Regions from separate parts of the Homo sapiens genome. Here region 1 is linked to region 2. The links are chromatin loops, found by intact Hi-C in ENCODE. Cell type or tissue: breast epithelium. All regions are shown on one strand. Links, peaks and the distances in the headings refer to the core of each region. The heading gives the core; the rest is flanking DNA.

Evidence for each region. Peaks named below come from ENCODE experiments on the same cell type or tissue, not always from the same donor. Only the 100,000 strongest peaks of a DNase experiment are listed, where the experiment ranks them.
Region 1: it touches region 2 in a loop (7-fold over the local background); 14 of 110 quality-filtered maps call a loop at or near these places.

Annotation. Positions count from the first base shown.
Region 1 is chr18:26,821,149-26,829,676 of GRCh38, reverse strand. It overlaps LOC105372035 (a long non-coding RNA gene), which reads left to right and starts at 4,525. Exons shown (of 3, transcript NR_188008.1): 1 at 4,525-4,709; 2 at 5,277-6,158; 3 at 7,128-7,336. In breast epithelium, for the core only: no CTCF peak of the experiment used is centred there; no DNase peak of the experiment used is centred there.
Region 2 is chr18:27,595,918-27,604,445 of GRCh38, reverse strand. No RefSeq gene overlaps it. Among named protein-coding and RNA genes, the nearest start is that of CDH2-AS1, 320 kb to the left of the region's middle. In breast epithelium, for the core only: a CTCF peak has its summit at 5,034 (motif pointing right); a DNase peak (open chromatin) is centred at 5,039.

The DNA.
Region 1 (8,528 bases), core at 219-8,218, 770 kb after region 2:
GCATAGTTTAGGTGTGTCTCTCCCACATGGTTCAGGTCTGTCTCCCCTGTGTGGTGTGTCTACCCCATGTAGTTTAGGCGCGTCTGTCCCGTGTGGTTTAGGTGTGTCTCTCCCACTTGGTTTAGGCGTGTCTCCCTGCATGGTTTAGGTCTGTCTCTCCCGCGTGGTTTAGGTGTGTCTTTCCCATGTGGTTCAGGTCTGTCTCCCCTGCGTGGTATGTCTACCCCACGTGGTTTAGGTGTGTCTCTCCCACATGGTTTAGGTGTGCCTCCCCCGCGTAGTTTAGGTCTGTCTCTCCCGCATGGTTTAGGTCTGTCTCTCCCGCGTAGTTTAGGTGTGTCTCTCCCGCGTGGTTTAGGTGTGTCTCTCCCGCGTGGTTTAGGTCTGTCTCTCCCGCGTGGTTTAGGTCTGTCTCTCCTGCATAGTTTAGGTGTGTCTCTCCCACATGGTTCAGGTCTGTCTCCCCTGTGTGGTGTGTCTACCCCATGTAGTTTAGGCGCGTCTGTCCCGTGTGGTTTAGGTGTGTCTCTCCCACTTGGTTTAGGCGTGTCTCCCTGCATGGTTTAGGTCTGTCTCTCCCGCGTGGTTTAGGTGTGTCTTTCCCATGTGGTTCAGGTCTGTCTCCCCTGCGTGGTATGTCTACCCCATGTGGTTTAGGTGTGCCTCTTCCGCATGGTTTAGGCATGTCTCTCTCGCATGGTTTAGGTTTGTCTCCCCCACATGGTTTAGGTGTGTCTCTCCCGCATGGTTTAGGCATGTCTCTCCCGCATGGTTTAGGTCTGTCCCTCCCGCGTGGTTTAGGTCTGTCTCTCCCACATGGTTTAGGTCGGTCTCTCCCATGTGGTTTAGGTCTGTCTCTCCTGCATAGTTTGGTAACCAACACAATATTGTCTTGCAAAGTTTTTTGAAAAAACAGCTGCCAAGGTTCACATTTTGGGAATTTTTTAATAAAAATTAGACCTTTAAATTCTTAAAAATTGGGTAATGAGGCCACACTGGACCTCCATCCTCACTGGCAGCCATCAGCTGGAGCCCAGTTGCTTGTGGTCCCTTTGAGTAAACTGTGACTCTGGACACATATTCTGTCCCTCACTCCACACTGCCTCTTCCACCAGATTCCCTCAACTCGTGTATGTCACCTGCCAGGTTCCTAGAAGCATCTGAGATTGTGTTCGGTGACCAGGAGGCAGTAAGGCAGGGCTTTGAGCACTCAGTTAGAGCAGCTCTGTTGCCACCAAAACATAAATTAACATTTGGTTTTGTCCTTCTCCCCTTTGAGAAAGAGTTTGTGGAATTGATTTTTTGCAGGTGCAACAAATATATCTACGTGCAGACTAAAACCAAGTGGGGAAACTAGAATTCCTTTCAGGGATGGCTGCCCTAAATGAGACAAAAAGAAGAAATTCTTCAATGCACCAGGAAGAAAGGGAAGAATGGGAGTGAAAGGGTGGAGCTAGCAGACAGGGGAGGAAAGGTTGTGCCCTATGATATGACTCCTCCCAGTGACCCACCAACTCAGCAAGGTTTCCCGAAAAAGTGAAAGGAAGGTGGGAATGAAGGAGGGAGAAAGGAAACAGGAAGAGAAGGAAAAGAAAAGGAGGGAGAGGAAGTGTGAAAGGACAGGCTAGCTTGATATAAGATAGCTAAAGAGGCCAAATTCTGCATTTAGGGTTTCACTAAACCCAGCAGAGCAGCCAGCATCCACACAGGAGCCCAGGGACAGAAGGACACACAAAAAGACAGCTGAAGAAACTTGCAGAAATTAATATGATGCTTCTGGATTCTCATGGCCTCGGAGGTAGTGTTTCGAGTCAAGTCTAAGTCTATCTCAAAAGCACAGGGCATCCCAGTGTTACACTAATTCATAAGGCAGTAACTCTTACAAAGGAAGCCTATTCCCCTCTGAGCCTCAAGGAGGCTCACAGGGTCGACAGCAAGTATGGAAAAATCAGTGGATAATAGTCTCAAACTATTTTGTTCATCTCTAAACAACCAGTTTCCAACATTTCATGAAAAATTCCTTTAGCAATGTTAGAAAGCTTTAGATTCATAATTCCCCTCTCAACCCACCAACACACACACACAAATGCACACACACTTTCCTTCTCTAAAAACAAAACAGCAGTATTGACAACCATGTCTATTTTGGTATCATGACAAACTTATCTACGTATATTCTGGAAGGATTACAATGACTGATGGGGAAATTTTTTTAAAGAGAAACTTAAACCTGATGTAGGATAATTGCACCTCTGGTAATCTCTTGGGATTTGCATTCCTTTTTTTTTTTTTTAACTTTTCAACTGTTTTGAGGAAACACTCCCCAGAGGCCAGGTGTTTAGGATCAAGATCTGACTAACCGACAGTCAAAATGATGTTGATGACCATAAGCAACAATAGTAATCAGAAGAAATAACTGTGATGATAGTAATAATCCTGGAGGTGCCATCGGAGCCAAATGTTGCCATGGAAACTGTGAAAATGAGAGGGGGTGGGAGACATAGAAAATATTTTACGATGGAGTGCCGTGTTCCTGGAACTTCTGAGAATGAGCTCATGTATTGTATCCTAAAGAAGATTCAGATAAATAGCAATGTTTCATGGTTATACACAATAGAGTTAAGGACAAAACGACTTGCCAAGATAGGAAAGGACGTGCTGGGGTGATGGGTATTTGGGGTGATGGGTATTTGCCTTCAGGGTCTGCCTCAGAGAAACAGCTGCACACCATCTTTTTACAGAGAATTTAACCAGCTGCACTGTAAGGAATGTACAAAACAAAAAGAAAATGTTTTGAACATGGTAGTTCTTTCCCATCTGCACAGCTGTCCAGAGCAGTTCAAGTTTAATAGTTGCACACTTCACTCTACAATATCAAAACTTTCTGAGTCCCAAGATTGAAATCTGAATGGCTATAAAAACCTCTCCAGCTATTTCCTAAGAACATAAAGAAAATGCTGGTGCAGAAAGACGTCAGAAAATCCATCTGGATTGCTTTTGAGCTTGGCAAGTCTATCTCTGATGTATTGTTTTGTTGTTTAAAAACACTTATCACGATGTTATACAATTATATATGAAATCATTCTTCATGTTAGGAAACACCCTGGCTACTAAAACTTGCAAAGAGAATCACTCTCATTTGCTGGGATAGCCAGCCTGTCTACATGTCCGCCCACTCTCAAGCAAGCCCTGGAGAAGCTGGGCCACAGAAGGTGAGCCAGGTCCTTCCAGCCACGGTGCTCACATGCAAGAGGACCAGAGGACAACCTCCCTGTATATGGTAGCTTCACCAAGCACAGCTTGCCATAAGCACCCAGATATGAATGTCTAGAATGATCAGTAATCGGGAAGTTCCTTCACTAACAAGAATAGTCTTCCCTTCTCATTGGCTGACACTTTGTGTCAGTATAGAATGTTCTCCATTCTCCATTCTCCTTCCTACATGTGAGACAATAGCTACTAATTTATCCTCCTTTCCCTGAATAAATATATTGTGATGGTAGAGGTATATCTGGTTACCAGCATGCAAGCTAATCTGTTAATAATACGGTACCTAAAAGTATTCATCTTTTTATTTTGCTCTTCTTCCCAGAAATTTAAGAGGCTAAAGGGAATATTATGTGCTTACGTTTCTCTAACTCAAAGTGCATAATACTGAATAATTCTTCCCAGTGACACTCTGAGAGAGTTACACATGTCTCCTAGTGAAAACCGGTTTGGAGAGCCAGATAGAACTGTACTTAAATCCAATCCCAGCTTTGCCACTTACCAGCTGTGGGAACTTCATCTTTCTAAACCTCATTTCTCTCCTTCACAGAAGAAGGATGATGAAATCACTAAAGCTATTGAGAGAATTAAAGGAAAGCACATATGCACCATCCCTTGTCCATAGCAAGTGCTCAGCGTTTTTATTATAGGTGACAAGTAGATACCTGATAAGTTGTTATAAAACATTTGTTCACCCTAATGGAAAGAAGAGTAAGGCAGCATGATGCAAAACTATAGAGTTTTGTGCTGAAAATGCCTTTTCTAATCATGAGGAGTCACTTCCACTAGAGCCGGAACAGCAGCTTCCGAGGGTCTGCAGACAGGGAAGTCGGTGGCACCCAGAGGGTCATCCCAGTGCGGATGGGGGAGTCTTCTACCCTTCCCAGAGGGTCACCCCAGTGTGGATGGGGGAGTCTTCTACCCTTCCTACAATAACCCCTGGAAATCTCCAAAAACACACAGCATTTCCAGAGTTTTCCCCAAAGTAAGAAATTGAAGAGAAAAAAAAAAACACCCTCTAAGGACAACAACCCACTCTCATTTGTTGGCGCCCTGAGGCATCTGACAACAATAACAACAACAACAAAAAAAAATAGCCATAGCCATCACCCCAGTTTGGAAACATTCTTCAACCACAGACCTGGCTCCAGGTTGCTTCTGAGGTCTCACAAAGTGACGGCTTTCTCTGAGCCCTTTCCTGGTAGTGATTTAGAATTCTGCAAACAATCTAGAATACAGGCCTCAGCCCTCTTCATCACTAACAATTCTGTTTTCACACTTATCCAGCCAAGTTGCGAGAGAAACCCCTGAAGTAGTCTAAAACACATATTCAGTTATCAAAATTTTTGGTCCTCAAGTCACTTTGATTTTACTAAAAGCAATCATTTGAAGGACATCTTGTCAGCTGGAATCCCAAACAAACAGACGAGCGTGAAACAGGAGTAAGTGATTTGAATTCTAACAGTTTTCCCTTGAAATAAGCTTTGTAGTAAAGGTTGTGATGACAAGAAAAGATAAAAGAGAGCAGAGCTGCAAATAGAGTTCAGGATGACTTAAAAATCAAGTATAAACATAAAATGCTAGGAGTTTAGCCAGATGAGCACGCAGGAAAATCTCAGCCCTCCCTTCTTTCATTAAGATTTCTATTTCATATACTCTGAAGGTTGATGTCAAAGGGTGAATAAGCACCGAGGAACCCCTTGGGAAAGGTTCAGAGGGCTCCTGGTCAAGGTTAGCCCTATCATTAGGCAAAAGAGGCAGTAGCCTAGAGCCAAAGAGTATTAGGAGCAATGAAAACGTGTAGTGACTGGATACCCTTTGGCTGACTTCAGGCTTGCAGGCATCACAACATTTTCCAGTGTACCTAGGGCAACAAAAGTCTTCATCTCCACCTCTCAATTCAATCCAGGACATACAGTACTGATTTCCAACATTAAATTACATTGAGGGTTTTTTACTATTGTTGAATATAGCTATTTCCCATTGCTTATAATGCATATCTCTTTTAGGAAAAAAGAACAGAAAAATAAACGTGAAAGAGCTACATAATGTGAGATACCATCTACTCAAAAGTGTTTTAATAAGCAGATTTTGTTGATTTATACATTTCTATTGCGTGAATAGATTCATTGGATCTGTAAAACAACACCGGATTTTAAGGGATTTTAAACTACATTTGCTTAAAGACACGGGGCATTATCCAAGGGCTGCCATTCTGTATGTTGATACAGCTGTTGACCTACCAGAACCTACATACTTGATGATAATAACTCAAAAACTGTCTCTTTACCAGCCTTTAATCAAGTAGGAAAGATTTGTTGGAGCTCTCACTGCCTTCTATAAAACCTGCTGTTTGGTACCCATGGAATACCAAATTCTCACAACTGCTAGGCCACTCGCTAGTGCTGTATATCCATACAATTCTGTCCCAGACCCTGCCTTGTATGCCTAGCAACATGTGAAGATTTCTATTTCTAAATCCAGTCATTCCAGTTGTACTTATTACTGTCATTATGCAGTCTCATTAAATATTATTAAAAGCAATTATTATGGATATGAAGAACAAAAGATCTACTTCCTCTACAAAAACCAAATCAAATGCATTGAAAAGAGACAATAAAGTCAGGTCACCTTAAAAATAAATACTGTCATCTTAAGTTTGACCAAGACAACCATAAAAGATTGAGGAAGGAAATCAGATCATTTAAAAATGGGAAGAATAGTGGTCTTAGATTGCTTTGTAAGTTTCTGTAAGTTCCTCCTTCACCTAAGAAACTGAAGCTTCACATGGCCAATGATGCTGTGTAGGTGTCACTTGTCTGTGAGAGCCAATGAAGAACATTAATCAGAAGAACCAAACTCAAGAACAAGGTCATTTCCTGCTTCACAAGGTTGGTGAATTGGTGTATAATTATGGGTTTCTATTTATTTATTTATTTATTTATTTATTTATTTATTTATTTATTTATTTTGAGATGGAGTCTTGCTCTGTAGCTCAGGCTGGAGTGCAGTGGCACGATCTCGGCTTACTGCCACCTCTGCCTCCCGGGTTCAAGTGATTCTCCTGTCTCAGTCTCCCAAGCAGCTGGGATTACCGGTGCCTGCCACCATGCCTGGCTAATTTTTTTGTATTTTTAGTAGAGATGGGGTTTCAACATGATAGTCAGACTGGTCTCGAACTCCTGACCTCAAGTGATCCACCCGCCTTGGCCTCCCAAAATGTTGGGATTACAGGCATGAGCCACAGCACATAAGATTTGTGTAAGCTATTTTTACGCTTCTGTACGTTAACTGACTTTTTTGATTGGGTGATCCACTAAGGGTTTTATTTTGGTCAAAGAAGAATAATTGCATTTTATTACACATGAAATGATATTTTGGGATGGTACTGAGGTAGTTTCTCCTTTTCTATTGTCAGGGCCATCTTTACTTTGAAAGATACAGAAAGACTGTGTATATCCTTGCTTGTGATCTTCCCAATCAGTAGCATCTGTTTCTAGGTCAGATGGCATACAAGTTCCTCCTCTGCTAAGAGTTACTGCTTTTGTGCCTCCCCAAAAAGATATAATAAAAATAAGATTGAATATGGTCTTTTAATCTTGGAGTCATAAAAGAAATGTTGAGGGGCAGGGGCTCAAATCACTCCCAGATGAGACACCACAACTTGAAAAGTGATAGAGCATATGGCTTTGCATGTGTGAGGCTTCCTCTTGGAAAACAATAAAGGCAAATCACAGACAGGATCGGGAACACTGATTATTGCTTGGGTGTAATTTATTATATCTTAGATTCTGGAAAACAAAACATAGCAACATGCTTCACTCTTGTCATGCAGAGAATCTGTGACTATTTCTCTGTAGATAATCAGAGCCCGGATAATGGTCCTGAGATTGTCTAGGTGCCACTGTGAAAAATGCCTCAACCACAAATGGATTTCTAAGTAGCCAGACCTAATGGGCCACCTTTAATGATCAACAGAGCCAAATCTTGTTATTTCATACTTAAGGTAACTGGAGCAGGTAAACCACATATGATCTGATCAGTGTACTCATTAAAGAAAAAGTTGATGTATTTGCTCTAATATATGTCCCTGTGTCAGATATATGTGCCAATGACACATCAGAAAAATTTCTGTTAAGTAGATAATCATTGATTAACCTAATTAATTTCATAAATTAATTTTCCCCATAACTATAATAAAACTTTTTATGATGTGGTTTGATATATACAGATTATAAAATATCCAGGTTAAACCATGTCTATGCAAACACTTCCTAAAATGTGGATACTATAATACAACGTTACTTGCCTCCATCTCAGGAGGCTTTCCTTTTTGATATACCTATCATCCCTCTGGTGATATTTAATTAGGAATAATTACTGCAATCATTTACCTTAACTTAACCATCTTGGTCAAACTACTTTCTCTCTAAATTCTAAAAAAGATCCACCATGAAAGGTGAGTCACCTTGAAATCATACCATTATGATGAAAATTGCCAGGATCACCATAGCTTACTGCCACAAGGCACAGTCATCTTTGTCTTAGCAGAGTTCTAAGAGGAAATCTTAGGATGCACTGTACTACAGTTCACTTTTAAGAGCTGGTAACCACCTGGGACTCCATTAATCCTGACTTACTAAAAAAGAGATATCAAAGAAAAAAGCATATTGTCCACTTCCTTATTTTTATTTTAAACTCCAGAATTTCCTTAACAAAATGTAATTCCAATGCAAGCATTCTAAATGGGAAGTTTAACTGATAAATAAAGTTGTGTTCTCAAGGTGGTAGAAAGAAGATAGGAAGGAGGGAGGGAGAAAGGAATGGGGGGAGGAAGGGAGGAAGAGATGGGGAGAGAAGAAAAAAAGGAAGGGGTGGGAGAAAAAGATGGCATGTTTTCTCTAAAGAAATTTTTTTTTTTTTTTTTTTTTTTTTTTGAGGCATGGACTTGTTCTGCCAGCTAGGCTGGAGTGCAGTGGTGCAATCATAGTTTACTGCAGCCTTGAACTTCTGGGCTCAAGTAATCCCCTGCCTCAGCCTCCCACAGCAGTGGGATTATAGGAATGAGTCACCATGCCCAGCCATTGTTTTTTAAATATTACTTTTAAACAAGGAAAAGAGATATGCAGCCACTAATTGAATAGCTAAAGCTTTCTTGATGTGATGACTACATAACACTCTCAGAGAAAAATTCTAAGAGGTGCGGGAGAGTGTAAAATTGTAGGGAGTTGTGAACTATTCCCTATCCACCATCACACTCT
Region 2 (8,528 bases), core at 97-8,096:
AATGTTTTAAATCCATGAAACGTGTTTTGTTTCTATCTTATCCAATGTAAAGTGAATATATTGTAGAATTTGACTACTAAGGGGAAACTAACCAAAAATCAATTGATTGAAAAATACAAATTTTACTCTAGAAAATGCATGTCCAATGTGATATTTCCTGAAATGTTTTGGTTTGTGATCAAATTAAATGGATGACTACCAAATTTCACTTAACAGTGTATTAGGTAACCACATACTGGCTCTTCAATGTAAGGCGAATTAGACAGCAAGGAATTTTTCAAGTGTCTCAATAAAATAAATAAAACAAACTTCTTCCTCTAATACCCACCATACACTCTCCTCTTCAAAACATATGAAATTCTCCACTATGCTTTGTTGATGTAAAACAAATTTCCTGGTTACGCTTTATCTACTTTACCCTAGTTCCATTTCTTAAAATGAATTTTACTCTTGTATTAAAGTAACCTTTAACATAAAAATGCAAAAATATTGAAAAGTAGCTTATAAAATATTCCTTTATACCCAGCTCTTAAAGATTCCCACTTTTAAGTATGTGAGTATGTATTTGCAGACCAGAAAGACAGTTAAACATTGCTTCTCATGGTTTTCCAGGCTACATGTTTTACACAAAGATTTTTAAATATCTCATCATTATGAGTTCATATGGTTTCTGACTCCAGTAGCTCTAGTCAGAAGTGAATTTGGTATTCAGATGAACCTTCCATGGTCATTGTAATTCATTGTAATAAAACAATTATTAACAGAAGTTTAAGACAATACTGCCATTCCCACTCTGGTATGGTTACTGCTTTATTTTCTTCATCATCAATTAATATTCTATTTATAGGGAACCAGTAAAGTTACTGTAGAAAGTCTGCCATGATATAACATATAGCTACCGAGTTCTTTAAAATTAGTTTTACCTGAACTTGTATAGCAACTTTTTGATTGTGCAACAATATCATACTAAGTGCTGGAGTATGGGAAAAGTGATGTGAAAAAAAAAAGCCTCTTGTATGAACCAAATAATTTACTCAAATTTTATGAGCAGTAGATTCCTCTCCAAGGCCTTTTTTCTAGAATTATTTCTTGCTTTCTGCATTTCTAGAATTTTTGACATTATTCATACAAACATACTTACATTTTATGAATATATTATTTAAGAACAATATTAATTATAAAGTCACTTTGGGATAATCATAACCTACTCTTTTATATGCTGGAAATGAAACAAAAACAGCCACAAACATGCCAAAGAGTGATGTGCCTTAATTCCTTTGCATTTCTCTCCTTAAAGATCCATTAGCAGTTCCAGATCCAATATGCTTCTGCTTTTTAAAGGCACTGCTCCTCGATGCTGTTGATGTAGTTGAGCAGCTGTCTGGGGAAGTTGACCTAGTAGTCAAATGGCTCTACTATTAAGAAATTTGCTTAGTGAAAGGCTAGTCTTTAAAATATCACCTTTCCACAGATGGGAGCATGCCTCTGTTTCCATAGCAGACAGGTCTCAGTGGGAGCAAGCTCATAATTCATTTAAAAACAGACGCTAAGCTGGAAATTCAAATGTGAAGGACTACCAGGTGTCACCTGCTCTCGGTGTTGGGTGGAGCTGTTTCATCTTTTCCCTAAAGCACATTTCTCCAACCGCATAACTTGGTTAGAGTAAAATAGGCTGCAGCATTTCCTTCTTATGCATTGGGTAAGCATTAGTGTTCCCTGAGATCAGCTTACCCCTGAGGCCAGCCAAGCTGTGTTGGCTTCTCACATGGTGATTTTGAATAACCTTAGTGGTCCTCTGAATGTGGCTGCAGACCCTCTGGCCATTTTTATTTTTCTGATATAGATACATTTTCAATTTATCATTTGTATGTAAGGCCATCTGCTGTTTTCCTTGAGATTTGAGAAAGTCAAAAGCTAGATATTTGGAAGAGCTGTTATTTGCCCCCTCCAGATCCATCTCCCCCTGTCCCTGCCCTGCTTGCTGTCTGGGAGGGTGACTCCTGTGGATTGCATCCATCAGTTTTCCTTGTCTTCTGCTTGTCTGATAGATTTGGGGGTGGAAGAGTCAGACAAAGAACTGGCAGAAAGAGAAGTTCTGGTACTTATTCTTTAGTTCCTCTGCCTGGCCATGGGATGGTAGTGGCTGTATTGCGCAATGAAGGTCATGGATCCCATCATGGTAGCCCTCTCCTAGGGCTAGAAATCTTACCTAGTCCTGTAACTGCTCCTCTTTTTTCCTCTTCTTGTCTAAGTATGACAGTAGCTTCCGCTAGCCTAGGATTTTTCCATCCCTTATTGGTTTCTCTCAACTCTGCTAAATGTTTATAAATAGTCCTGTGGCAGACATTCCCTAGGGTAGTCCCCAAATGTGTCAAGCCCATGTGTAACCCCCTCTCCTTAAGTATAGATAGAACCTGTGACTTGCTTCTAACCATTAAAATATGGCAAAGGTGATACAACTCTTGATTAGAATGTGTATGAGGCTCTGCTGGCCTTGAAAAAGCAGCATGTTGTGAATTTCCTGAGGTTGAAAAATACACACATACACACACACACACACTCTCACACACACGCACTTATATATGTTATATATATATAGACATACACACACACACACACACACACACACACATATGTATAGGCTCAGATCAGCCTTTTTGTTTTATTAAGGTTCTCAGCTGTCTGGATGAGGCCCATCCACATTAGGGAGAGCATCTGCTTTACTCAGTCTACTGATTCAAATGTCAATCTCATCCAAAAACACCCTCATAGGCACACCTAGAATAATGCTTGACCAAATGTCTGGGCATCCCATAGTCCAGTCAAGTTGACACATAAATTTAACCACCATAGTGAACTCTAAGACCTTATGACAGCCCCTCGCCAGCAAGCAAATAGGGATGCCAGTCTCATAACTATAAGAAATTCTGCCAACAAGCTGAAGGCACTTGGTCAGGAATCTTTCCCCAGTCAGGCCTCTGATGAGACCACAGCCCCACCCAACATCTGGATTGCAAACTGATGAGACTACGAGCAGAGGACCCACATAAATTGTGACAAGACTCCTGATTTACAGAAACTGTGAGATAATACATGAGTCTATTTTAAGCCACTAAGTTTGTGGTAATTCATATGCAGCAGAAAACTCACACAAGTTCTTTCATTAAATGTTCTATTGAAGGTGATTATTTGTTTCTTTCTAGGATCTTAAATCATACAGGTAGACCAGGAGTTGGCAACCATTGTCTGTAAAGAGTCAGATAGTAAATATTTTAAGCTTTGTGGATCATAAACACCCTGTTGAGTATTCTTCTCTCTTTCTCTTTTTCCTCCATCTAATTGAAACTGTAATAATAATTCTTAACTCATGGGCTGTACAAAAACAGATGACATACTAGATTTAACACATAGGCCATTATTTGCCAACCCCTGGATAGACAAATATATGGTATCTAGGCAATGTGCATGTAACATGTTCACTGTATTGCTATATACATATTCATCAAAACCCATTTCCTCAATTTCCCAAGCCCAAATCTTGGTAATATTTCTCAATGTATGTGGAAGTACTGGTGGCTAGGTGTCTGAATTCCTTCCAGCAAAATGAGGATAAAATAAAGTATACAAATTCCAGGTCTGGTCACACAAATGTCTGGTGCAATTCTTCTCCTCACGCCTTATCTGGAGTGAAAGGCTCCAAGGTCCTAGTGAATGAATGGAAGTGTCACAAGGTGGAGGGACCCTGGGTCCCTTATCTTGGCGTGAAAGACTGCCCACAGAATATTTGCATGTAACTATTGTGTGTGAGAAATAAACTTTTATTGAGTGTCCAGCAACTGAGATTTAGGGGTTCATTCTTTTAAATATATCTCAAAGCTGAAGATACCAAGGGGCAGCTCATTTTATTTGCATTTTCAGAAGAGAATGCCTCAAAGACCTGTTTTGATCACATCAATAAGGGAAACTTTTCTGACATCATTTGGTGCAGGTGTGCTGTGTGGAAATGAGTAAGAGTAGGAAAGACCCAAGAGGGTTAGATTATGGCTCTAGAATACACATCAGATTAGTGAAAAATTCCACAGCTGATGGCCCTTATCCTGTGCTCTTGCCACTACTTTATGCTTCTTCTGTCTTTGAGACAGAGCTCTCTCTTCCACCCTGCTCCACTCCATCCTAAGAGGCTTCCTGGATCCCTGGGAACACATCTGCTCTCCTTGTGCTCAGCAGGGCGAGAGGTGATGTCAATACCCTCCCGCTCCGGACATCTACTTCTCATGTCATCACACACTTGCCACTCCAGTGAGCTCCTTACCACAGAACTCCAGCCCTTCACGTTTCTAACATCCCTACTCTTATGAGCTTCTACTGAAAGGCATATAAACACCCCCATAAAATGGACATGAATCTTGAAAGCCATTTAAATCTCATTACTTCAGACTCTTTGAAAGGTAGTTCCTATTCAACAAAAAATTTCTCATGCAAGAAAATCATTGTACTTTGTTTGATCAATTTCATTGGAATACAGTAGTGCATTTCTTTCTGGGATTTGTCTTTGCCCTGAAAAGCAAAATGACTTGGTGGGTTGTGGGTTTCATTCGAGGCCTTTGGCAGAGCTATTGACAACATCCTTAGAGAGTTGGAATCAATAGGAATAGAATAAAAAAGGACACATTGCTTTTACACATGGGTTATTGCAGCATACATCTATTTATAGTGAACTTCATCAATATGGATGATTGCCTTAAGCTACCATATTGTCTTTTAAAGCCTTCAATTTAAAGCCTTCATCCATTTAAAGCCTTCAAAGAATTCAAATGCCAAGCATATTAAAGAAGCAAGTCTGGAACGCAGACTATTCAAATATAAAAGAGTCAATAGGAAGAGACAAAAATTTCCTAAATAATTAATTATGAAGATCATTGCTAAAGTAACATCTCTGTGTGTGTGTGTGTGTGTGTGTGTGTCACAATACAAAGGATGATGTCTTTCTGATGCACAAAGGCAAGGTGTCAAGCTGAGGCAGTGCTTGCCCAGTAACACTAGGTGGCAGCAGTGGGTTTTTAGCCAATGCACTCTCCTTTTTCCAATGGGCAGAAGTTACCATGATTAAGAATCAATGAATTGATGAATAACTAGATTTGGATTACATATAAAGACATGGAATTCAGTGTATCTCTTTTTAAACACATGAAATATTACAAATGCTATCAGAGTGTGAGGAAGCAAACTTGTCATACAAGGGAATATCAGGAATGATATGAGTATAGTCCATGACAATTGAATATAACATACATAAAATTGAAAGCCTTCCTTTTGCAGAAAATAAACTATTCCTTTAGAAGAAGGAATAGTTTCACAAAAGACTTGCATTTAAAACACTAGCAGTTGCTACCCATGGAGAGTGCTTAGCCATTTGTAATTTGTAAGGGAGTGACTTGTCAAAATATGATTGATATTTGAAAGGTAACTTGAACTTTTGTTGATTTATTTTCTGTAATGTTACTCAATATTTTTAAGACTCTGGTGTAAATATCTCTTAACACAAGAGAAACCTATTAACCCTTCTGGAAAGAACTAAATTGTGTGTCAATTTTTGAAGGAAGAAATAAAACAAAATTAACAATCTGACCTTAGTTTGGCATGTTGGGTCAAGAAATAAAGATCGTATATGTTCCCAGGTTCTAACAAGGTTTTACTCAGCATTTACTCTCGATAAGTGAAAGCAAGTTTGGAGTCCTGTTACCAACAGAGGTAGGATGATGCCGAGGAAGAAGATCTGGACAGAGTCCGAATTTTAGTTCTAGCTTTGCCTCTAACTTGTCACCTTGAGTCAGTAATTCAACAAACCTAGATGTCGAGTGTTCCTTTTGAAATATGTAAAGGGTGTATGTTTTTTTAGATAATTTGTAAACTCTCATATGATCAACAGATTCTAATTTATTTGTATAATCATCAGTTGGTATATGTATTTGGCTTATAATGTGAAGAACCTGTGTATGTGTGTGTGTGTGTGTGTGTGTGCATGTGTGTGCTGTTTTAAATTCACAGCCAAAGCAATATACCCATAAGTATTGCTTCTTGTGCAGGGCTACACTGTGTATTTATTAATGTATTTTACAAATAGTCCTTGAGAACATTGTGCAAGTCTCTGTGTAATATTGTAGTCAGGAGGAAAAAGAGACAATAACAAGCAATTTTGTTACAACCAGAGAGAATTATTTGCATTTTTATCATGATTTCCTTTACCCTCATTTACAGAATGCAAATTGAGCACCTTTAAGTGAAATCTACCACAGGGAGCAATGTCCTGAAGTCATTACACCTTGGCTCAGGTGCCAGTGATCAAACAGACCTGATTCTGCCAAAATGGAGAACCGTCCTTTAGGCCCAGAGAGCCATGGCAGGTGATATTTAAACTATTCAGCATTTATCACACAGCTTGGACTCCATGTCATTCCTGGAAACCATGGTTCCCAATGTGGCAACTTTCAGGCTTTCCTATACTACCAATTTTTCTTCAGGGAAATGGCACCACTGTTAAAGGGAATCATGGTTATAACATATCATGAAATTAGGAATGGTAGGACTGGGAAAGTTTCATGCCTGAGCACAACTAACATGCATTGAGCATCTGCCATGTTCCAAGCTCTGCTCTACATACTTTATCAATAGTATCTCATTTAATCTTCATATAATAATATGAAATGTATATGATTGATTTATAGATGAGGACTCTAAGGTGAAGGAAAGTTAAGAAATTTGCCTAAAGTAATAAGTGGTAGAACCAGGATTTGAACCCTGCAATTCTCAGTCCTGAGCCATGATCTAAACTATCACTTCAGGTAACTAGTCTCAGAACTAAATCTTCTGCTGTGTATGCACCAGAATGCAAGAATAATGAGATATTGTTGAAGAATTAATTCAATTAGCATATAGCTGTTGTCTTTTGGCTTGTCAACCCTAGTATCCCTTTAAGAAAGAACTAAAGTATTGATACCCAATGAGGACAATCAATTTGCAAAAACTCTCACTGTAATCTTCCTTGGCATCATTAGTGGGAAGGCCTTTTGCTCTTCAGTCAATACCACTTGCTTAAAAAATAACCCCAAACCTCAACGGTTTTGAAGGATTTTTTGTTATTTTAGAATGAGTCATTTGAAAAGATATTTCACCATTTTTATACCAAAAAACATCCCTATTCTATATCCCTTTATTGATCTATGGCTTTTATTACTAACAGGTCCAGCAGTCAATAGATCAATGCTGCTCAGGAAGTTTCTATTTCTCACCTATTACAACAGAAAGAAGCACAGATAGTTAATGACAGTATAAATGATCACTCTCAATAATTACTTTCGTCCAATACTTCCTGGTTAAATGTGCATAAAAAATAAATTAAACTGGTTAGCTTCTGATGGGATACATATTCCATAGCTGTAAATTGGTTACATTATTTGTAATCCTCAAAGATGCAGGAGAGAATACTAAAACATTTCCAATTAATGGAGAGGTGTGAGCCCATGGGAAACCTTGTCTTTGACCAATGATCTCTTCATTGGAGGCAAAATAATCTCTTTGGTTTCATGTACTATGGAAACTACATTTTTCCTTACCTCAACCAAGAGGTGAATATCACCAGGATGATCATTTAATTTCATATTTTATTAAAACACTTAATGCAAAGCCATGTTATAACTGAAGGCAAAGCACAGAGCCAAGTGTAAGAAGCTCTTCTTCAGAACATAGTAATGAGAGAATTACCACATTAATCTATGTAAAAAGGCCCTTTAGAGATTTTCATGCCTCCCGTGGTTTCATTTTCCAAGGAAATGTGGAGTAAGAAGAGCTTCAAACAAATTATTCATCATTAAACATTTTACGTTTACAGGTACAGCTCTGTGAAGCCATTGCTTCTCTGGTGACATGTGATGTGACACTTGGTTTCGGCTGAGTTCTCCATGGCACCCACCAGCAGTGCCACACCTTGATCCAGGGCACACAGAGCTGTCACTCAGCCAACAAATAGGTCTTGGACAGGCTGAGCCTCCTCTGTTATATAAATGGGCATCCTCCAAGTAGCGACTCGTCTGCTATCTGTCTGATAATTTGTATCCAATTGATAGATGCTGGCAAACAACAAAAAAAAACTATGGGTAGTGTTTTCATAGTGCTATTTATAAATGGTGACCACACATCCTGGACTATCAATAGCCTGCTCAGCTCTCTTTGAAATTTCAAAAAGGGGGAAAATATTAGAAGTGAGACTAAAACTATTTTTGTAAATGTGTGTTTGCCCCGTAGGAGTCTTGCCTGATTTTCTATGGTTCCAGAATCACCCAAGCGGATAATGAAGTGAGTTGCAGTTAAGATGGAGCCCACTGGGGAAGAGATGAAGCAGTGTTCACCTGAAGCACCATCTGCATTTTCCTAGTCCTGACAGTTACCTCTAGCTGACCAGGGTTTCTGTGCAGGACTTCTGGTATCAAATCAACGATCAAGGGTGGTTACACATAAAGATGAACAGTTCC